Linked DNA regions of Homo sapiens: region 1 is linked to region 2. A link is a loop called in an ENCODE intact Hi-C map of the cell type or tissue named here. Cell type or tissue: gastrocnemius medialis. All regions are shown on one strand. Links, peaks and the distances in the headings refer to the core of each region. The heading gives the core; the rest is flanking DNA.

Region 1 (4,397 bases), core at 182-4,181, 310 kb before region 2:
TCAGATATTTGATAGTCAAAAGCATGGAAGTCTGAAGACAACTTAAGCTTACTGCAGAGACCCTGTGTCTTGTTCATCATGGTTTCCCTGAGATCTAGCACAGTATCTAACACATGTAGACACCCAAAAGAATGTGTAATAAATAAATGGAGCTAAATAACCAGAAAATGTGTAGGAATTCAGACAGTTCTGCAAAAGAGATGTGCAAATGGCCAGTAAGTACATGAAGAGATGCTCAACATCATAAGTCATTATGCAAATCAAAACCACATTGAGATAAAACTCACACTCATCAGAATGGTTATAAACAAAATGCCAGACAACAATAAGTATTGTCAAAGACATGGAGAAATCAGAATTCTTCTACACTGCGGGTGGGAATGTAAAATGGTATAGCTGCTCTGGAAACAGTTGGATAGTCCTTCTATTAAACATAGAGTTATATGACCCAGCAATTCCACACCTGGGTATGTAACTAAGAAAACTGAAAACATATGTCCACACAAAATAATATACATGAATGTTCATAGCAGCATTATTTCATAATAACCAAACAGCAGAAAAAAACCAAAATGTCCGTCGATTGATGAATGGATAAATGAAGTATGGTACATCCATAGTGGAATATTATTCAGTAATTTTAAAAATAAAGTACAGATACAACACAGATGAATACTGAAAACACCATGCTTGAAAACAGACACAAAAGGCCACAAATTATATAATTTGATTTGTATGAAATATCAAGAATAGGCAGATTATTCATAGAGGCAGAATATAAATTAGTGGTTCCAGGGACTAGCGGGAAGAAATGAGCAGTGACTGCTAACGGCTACCAGGTTTATCTGGAGGGAGATGACAATGTTCTGGAGTTAGATTTTAGTGATGGATGCACACATCCATTATTATATTAAAAACCACTGAAACACTAAAAGCACTTCATAAATGCGAGATTTATGGTCTGTGAATTATATCTCATTAAATCTGTTATTTAAAAATAATAATAGTTATAGGCAATGTTGGCTATTTTTCATACTGATTTTTATAGGGGAGACATGCAGTTTAGATTTTAACAAAAGAACAAGGCTCTTTCCGAAATGCACAAGTGCCTTTTGTTTGTTCTGGATTCTATAAATTTACTTCCACACACCATTCTCTACAAATTTTAACAATGATGATGATAACCCCCCAGTTATTAAGCACCTAATCAGTACAGTTCCAGGATGGTGGAAAAGAGGAAGAGATAGAGGCAAAAAGAATGAGATAATATAGCAGTATACAAAAATATATTTCCTATCACTGGGGAAACTAACTGAAAGAAGGTAAGTAACTGGCCCAATAACACATAGATATTGAATGGGAAATTCAAACTGCCAACCTGTGTCTGCTGGACTACAAACCCCTGTTCTTTCCATTTTTCCAGGTTCTCATCCCTACTAATGATTCCATATTATTCCCTTACAATAAACATTTCATGATTGTCTGAGAAGGGGATTATCTGATTAAGAAAGTAATCAAAAACCCCAAAAGCATATTAACAGAAATTCATCACTCCCAGAGGACATCCCACATATGAACCATATTCCATAAAATCCTGGAGTTCAACAATGAAAAAAATATAAGGAAAAGATCACATTCGTATAAGCCAGTATTGTCAAAAACTTCAATAGAAAAGTTGGTCATAACAGGTTGCACAGAGATGTGTCAGAGGAAATGGATTTACTCCTCCACCTGCCTTAGCACTCTTCTTTATTTCCTACCTCTCAGATAAGGCTATTTGGAACTCTCAAGCCCTCCCTGTATATATCTGTCTCTTACAAATGCATTAATTTTGCGTGATTTTGAATTTTACAGGCATGGATCCTATTGCAGGTATTCTTCAGTAATTTGGCATTTTTGCTCAATACTATGTAAGATTCACCTCCACTAGGGCACATAACTGTATTTTACTATGATTGCCATTTAGTATTCTCTTATAAACTATAAACATGTCAAATAAATTACTTATCTGTCCTATTTTCCTGTTAATGGATAATTGAATTGTTTCCACTTAATGGTTTTTGTGCTCACACCATGCTGCCTACGAACATTCTTTTAGATTTGAGATACCATGTTTTACATATGAGATTAGCAAAAATGAAAACACCATGAATAGGCAAAAAGATGAGTCAATAGATACTCTCACACCTAATAGTAGGAATATAAGTATATTGGGATGCTGTTATGGAAAGTAATTTGGCAGTACTATCAAAATATTGAATGCATATACCTTCCTGTAACTTCACATCTCTATCTAGACAAAGAAGCATGTGCGAAGATTTTCAAAACAGTGTTGTTTGCCTTAGTGAAAAACTAGGAAAAAAAACCTCAGTTTCCATTAATAATAAGGTAATAGTGTTATCAATTATTGCAAAATTTCAACATCCCACCTGCAAGGTTTTTAAAATAAGGTAAAATCTTTATAAATGACCTCAGGTCATATTAAATGACAGCAGAACAGAACACTCAAGCAGAAATGGCTAGCTACACAGAAGGCTCAGGCAGGAGGATCACTCAAGCCCTGGAGTTTGAGATAGCCTGGGCAGCACAGCGACATCCCATCTCTTAAAAAAAAAAAAAAAGGTAACTAAATGCATCGAAAATATAAAGAAGGATATATAACAAACTTCTAATAGTGGTTACCTCTAGGGAGAAGAATAAGATTTGTGGAAGGTTGAAAGGACATGTTTTACCCAAATTTTACATTGTGTAAAATTCACATATGACTTAGAATAAAGCTGTTGTCAGTGTTTCTTACTGCTTTATAACTTATAAAACCAACTATATATCTCACTTAGTCCTCACAATGCATAAAACAAGTTTTATAAATGTCATTTTACAGATGACAAAACTGAATTTCAGACACTTTAAGTGATTTGCTCATAATCAAATAACTAATGACAGTGGCTGAGATGCCTCCAGACTTAGGTCTTGATTCTATACCCAATACTTCTACTACTTCATGACAACTATTAGGCTGGTGCAAAATTAAAGTAATGGTAAAAACCGCAACTATTTTGTGCCAGTCGAATAGTGGGAAAGATTTGCCTCGTCTGGTCAGAGATGATTATGATTATCTAATGATATGCAAGTCTGAGTTTTTAATCAGCATAAAAACAATAACTGGCATTTAAAGCAGAGATGAAATTACAAGAAAAGCTACTGGAACAGACAAGATGGAAATCAGATGTGTTAGAAGTCCAAAAAGAAAAGGTTTTAGTAGCGATATGTCTATAAGCAAGCATTATTGGCCTATTAAGAATGAAAGAAACGGACTCTGTCTTGGCACAGAGACTGCTCAAAAATAAAAAGAAATACATAAGAAATAAAATACCAACCGTAAGAATCTTTATTAACTAAGAGGTCAGCAATTAAAACCGTTTAGAAGCTTCTGGTTAGTGGACATGTGACAATGCAACAGAAAAATCCTTAAGTAACTATCAAAAAAACCCCAACTGCTGGCCAGGCGCGGTGGCTCACGCCTGTAATCCCAGCACTTTGCGAGGCTGAGGTGGGTGGATCACGAGATCAGGAGATTGAGACCATCGTGGCTAACACAGTGAAATCCCATCTCTACTAAAAATACAAAATACAAAAAATTAGCTGGGCATGGTGGTGGACACCTGTAGTCCCAGCTACTCGGGAGGCTGAGGCAGGAGAATGGCATGAACCCGGGAGGCAGAGCTTGCAGTGAGCCGAGATCGCGCCACTGCACTCCAGCCTGGGCGACAGAGCGAGACTCCGTCTCAAAAAAAACCCAACTGCCAATGGACTGTGAATGTACAGTGGATACAGACAGAAGTGATACACAGCAAGAAAAATAGCATCTGACTTTTATATTCTTCTTTGGCTGCTTAGATGCTCCTATATGTACCTACATCTGTAAAATCTCTTTAAGCAGAAGAATCCTTCACTTATTCAGTAAGAGTGGATTGAACAACTGCTTTGAGAAACATAGTGCTGGTATTCTTGCCCTTGAGGAGCTGAGAGTCATAATAATTACAAGACAGTGCGACTGATACCATAACTAAAATCTATTAAAAATAACTACAGGACTTCAGAAGATCTTTTTAAAAGTGTGTGGGGGGATGGAGGTGAGTGATAACTTCAAACCTATTAGGACAAGACCTCCAGTACTATGTTGAATTGATACATGCTGAAAAGACAGTGATTTTTAAAGCCGTTTTTCTAAATGCTTTTCTGGAAATTATCAATATCATTTCTGAATGATTAGTCAATATATTTTCCCAGAAAGAATACTGGCAAAATTACAAGAAAATACTGGTGAAATTACCCAGAATATAGCACATAGAGGAGAAAAAAGGTACTATTTTTTGTAGCATTTTAAAAATACAGTT
Region 2 (4,397 bases), core at 244-4,243:
AGCTGGGTGGTTGGCTGATACCTGTAGAACCAGCTACTCAGGAGGCTGAGGTGGGGGGATGGCTTAAGCCCAGGGGTTTGAAGCTGCTGTGCGCGATGACTGTGGCACTGCAATTCAGTCTTGGTGACAGACTGAGACCCTGTCTCAAAAACATAACCAAAATAACCCCAACGGCATTACAATAAATATACAATAAGCATCCACAAGGCATGTGTGGGAGACTGTGCTTATGCCGATGGCACGGGCAGGAGTAAGGCAGGCATCAGGGGAATGTGGATGCACGGGAGGATGGGGAGTAATCTGCAGGGTCCCATAGTATGTCAGTGGCAGGTCTTTCTCCTTGAGACCACAGCAGACCCCCAGCCCTGAGGATGCGAGGCAGGTGGGTTGGATGAGAGGGATCTGGATGTCTGGTCTCAGGCTGCTCCTCTAAGGGCAGCAGCAAGGAGGGTGGGGCTGGACTGAAGGTGGAGGGGAGCGTGTTTGCTGTGCTTGGTCATGAGCTGCTGGGAAGTTGTGACTTTCACTTTCCCTTTCGAATTCCTCGGTATATCTTGGGGACTGGAGGACCTGTCTGGTTATTATACAGACGCATAACTGGAGGTGGGATCCACACAGCTCAGAACAGCTGGATCTTGCTCAGTCTCTGCCAGGGGAAGATTCCTTGGTAAGTTGGGGACAGTTGACCTGCCTCCATCTTATTCTCACAGCTTTTGTAGATAAGCTGGGAGAGGTTAGGTGACTGGTTCAGATAGACAGGAAAGTAGCGGCAAAGCCTGGATTTGCACCCAGGCTTGAGTCTGATTGCTTCCCCTCTCCTGCTGGGCTCTTAAACTATAGAGGGTTGGGGAAACAGCTCAGATGGGTTCACAAAGCTCCCTGGGCTCAGCCCTGGTTTTGACTGCTGAGACACGACTGAGTGAACCCAGAAGGAAGGTTTGTGTTGGGGGTGCCCATCTCTTTGGGAAATTTGAAGGAACCAAAGAAGGTGGAGGAGAGGAGGTGACCCAGATCCCAGCCTGTTCTTATGGCCAGGCCACACCAAGGCTGGCCCCAGGGTGCTGCTGCTGAGGCCCAATGGGGGCAACAGAATTTTTTTTCAGGTACAAGGAGTTCAGAGGTCATCTCACCCACCCTGAGTCTGAGCACCAACTTGTGCCAGGCCCTGTGGGGAAACTGAGGCCCTGGGAGCGGAATGACTTGCCCAGGGTCCCGTGTCAGGAGGCTGAGCAGGTAGATCATAGGACTCCACGTCTCTGGCCCTCACCTCTGTCCCTCTGTTCAGACTTCTGGGGTGATGGAGAAGAAACAGGCTGTGCTGTGTCCCTAATGGGAAACGTGGCTGAGACAGGGGAGTGAGAAGGGTGCGTTGCAGAATGGTGCCTGTGGCATGATGCCAGCTTTGCAATCATGAGATTCAAAAGCCACACTGTGGAATTGTGAGTATAACTACAGGAGTGAGAGCTTAGATCTCTGTGTTCATAGAAGGAGAATCAAACCTGGAAACTTTTGGATTATTAAAATCAAACATTTTTGCTTCAATATTAGAGTCACAAGGGCAGATGTTGGCCTCCCCTCTGCCCTCCAAGAGCTGTGTGACTCTGGGAAATTCACCTCCCCTCCCAGCCTGAGTATTTTCCCCTGTAAAAAACCTGATAGAGCTGCCAAAAGTCCATGAAATCAGGGGGGTAATTTCTGTGAAATCTGAGTCATGGTCTTATTTGTTCTTCACCAAAAAGAGATGATGAAGCCTGTAACCCCAGTGCTGTGGGAGGCAGAGGCGGGAGGATGACTTGAGGCCAGGAGTTCAAGACAGCCTGGGAAACACAGGAGATGCTGTCTCTATGAAATCAAAAATTAACAAATTAGCCCAGCATGGTAGTGTGTACCTGTAGTCCCAGCTACTCAGAAGGTTGAAGGAGGCGGATCACTTGAGCCCAACAGATCTAGGCTGCAATGAGCTAGGATGGTGTCAAAGCCCTGCAGCCTGGGTGACAGAGCAAAACTGTTTATTAAAAACTAAACGAAAGGCCGGGCGCGGTGGCTCACGCCTGTAATCCCAGCACTTTGGGAGGCCAAGACAGGTGGTCACGAGGTCAGGATATCGAGACCATCCTGGCTAACATGGTGAAACCCTGTCTCTACTAAAAATACAAAAAAATTAGCCGGGTGTCGTGGCGGGCACCTGTAGTCCCAGCTACTCGGGAGGCTGAGGCAGGAGAATGGCGTGAACCCGGGAGGCAGAGCTTGTAGCGAGCCTAGATCGCCCCACTGCACTCCAGCCTGGGTGATAGAGCGAGACTCCATTTCAAAAAAAAAATGAAATGAAAATGGTGATTTCTCAGGAGGAGCACACTGTCTCAACCCCTCTTTTCCTGCTCAAGGAGGAGGCCCTGCAGCGACATGGAGGGAGCTGCTTTGCTGAGAGTCTCTGTCCTCTGCATCTGGTGAGCTTGGCTCAGAGCCCTGAGGCGGGAGGGAGGGCTCCCTGTCTGGGCTGCACAATTGGACTGGGCTTGGGCTGGGCCAGGGCCATCTGGGCTTCTTCTAGGAACCAAAGTCACTTCCCGGAATTGACCAACCGGCAGACTCGCCCAGGGAGGACCCGCTGTATCCTAGTTGAGGCTAACGGTCAATATCCGGCCTCAATATTCAGCAGAGGCTCCAGGTCAGGGTCTGAGCCAGGCCAACAATGACCAAGGAGGATGGGATCCAGGGTGCAGCTCCTCACAAGTGTCGGGGGAATCCGAGGCACCAGCTCTCTCTACCCTCCTGCTCCTCTGCTCTCTCCTGGTCCTCCTGTGTCCTCATGGCTCATGAGATGGTGTTGAGATGGCTCCCCTGGCCTAGGGGATCACACAGTGAACAAAGCAGGAAGAAGGCGAAGGGATGCCCCTCTCCTGTCACCCTTGTCCCTTACAGCAAGAAGGGCCCAGACGCCCCTCTGCATACTCCCCTGGTGAACTGCTGCCCAGGACTGGGTCCCCCTTTTACCCTTGCTGCATGGAGTCCCCAGAAGACAAACATCTGTGTGTCTGAACCCTGAGACAAAGGCAGGAAAGGGAAAGAGGGAGGCGAGTGGCTTTTGAGGAGGGGGCTTTAGTATGAGAGCTGGAGGATGGAACCCCATCAGGGGGCCCGGGAACCACTGAGCTGTTAAAATAAAGTCTGCAAACAAAGACCAGCTGCTGGAAGTGGGTGTGCCAGGGAGTGCGCAGAGACACACGGTGAGAAAAGAACAATGGTAATGCTTGGAGCCGCCCCTAACTGGGATGGGCCTGAAATGGTATTGTTATTATTTATAGTATCATTATTAGTCATTTTCATCTTATTTGTACCCTCCCTCTATCTCTCCTCTCCACCTTTTCCTAACATTCTATCACCAGTTTTATGTCTTCCATTAGCAACTTTGTAGCTGTAAATAATTTACTTACAACTTTCATATACCCTCAGTTGTACCCAGTATTTCTTAACTTCCCTCTTTAAAAAAATGATAATATTAATCCTCCTTCTCCTTCGTTCAGTGCTTCACATCCCAACTGCTACCTTTGTGCTTTAAATTTTGTACTAATTGGTGTTGATAACAAGTATATTTAGTTCTCATATTTATATGTTGTGTATATGTTTTGGTTTTTTTTTGTCTTAAACAAGAGACTACTGAGAGCCAGTAAGACTGAAAGAAAGGGCATCTTCATATACTGCTAGTTTGAGTGTGAATTGGTACAATTTGCCTGCAGTGTGGCTCTAGGTATAAAGCCTTTTGAGTTGTTGATAGCCTCTGACCTGCTCATTCTACTCCTACAAATATCTTAAGGAAATAATCTCAAATGTGGGCAAAGTTTTATGCGAAGAAGGATGTTCTTTGTAGCATAATTTATATGAGGAATTAGAAACACCCTGAGGTCCATCAGCTAGGGAAAGACAGCAGAGGGGACAGGGCAGCACCAGGAGGGCTTGGCAGCCACAGCAGGGGCTGGGCTGGCATCTGGCAAGATCCAGGTCTTTGTGGGACAAAGAATCTTAGAGAAGCAACGGGGACACAGGCTGTCCAGTGCAGCACCAGTGAATTCACCAAGATGAAGAGTTGAGCACAGAGTGTGAGACAAGGATTTGCAATGAGGAGTCATTTACCATGAGCGTGTATACATGACTCAATATTGTATATTTAAGGGAGTAGAGCACAGTCATTGAAAACATGGGGTTGAAGCAGAAGTCCTGGCTCTAGCACTATTGTAAAAACACTGGCAAGTTCCCTAACTTTTGTGGATTCCTCTGTGTTTGAATGGGAAAGTGGTACCCATCTCCTGGCCTGTGTGTGATCATCGAATGAGACACATGTAAGAGGCTCTGCACATCGCAGACATGCAATACACACTGGCTATCACCAGCTAGTTATC

Evidence for each region. Hi-C counts contacts between places; a loop is a spot of excess contacts. Peaks named below come from ENCODE experiments on the same cell type or tissue, not always from the same donor. Only the 100,000 strongest peaks of a DNase experiment are listed, where the experiment ranks them.
Region 1: a loop joins it to region 2, with 6 times the contacts of the local background. A loop is called at or near these places in 1 of 110 quality-filtered maps.

The regions. Positions count from the first base shown.
Region 1 is chr22:35,940,118-35,944,514 of GRCh38, forward strand. The region is part of intron 1 of RBFOX2 (RNA binding fox-1 homolog 2); the gene reads right to left. Among named protein-coding and RNA genes, the nearest start is that of RBFOX2, 87 kb to the right of the region's middle. In gastrocnemius medialis, for the core only: no CTCF peak of the experiment used is centred there; no DNase peak of the experiment used is centred there.
Region 2 is chr22:36,252,553-36,256,949 of GRCh38, forward strand. APOL1 (apolipoprotein L1) reads left to right here and starts at 581. Exons shown (of 6, transcript NM_003661.4): 1 at 581-667; 2 at 2,385-2,447. The coding sequence starts at 2,404. RefSeq lists enhancers at 634-693, 2,443-2,942. In gastrocnemius medialis, for the core only: no CTCF peak of the experiment used is centred there; DNase peaks (open chromatin) are centred at 462, 1,369 and 2,519; H3K4me3 peaks cover 2,646 bases; H3K27ac peaks cover 3,604 bases.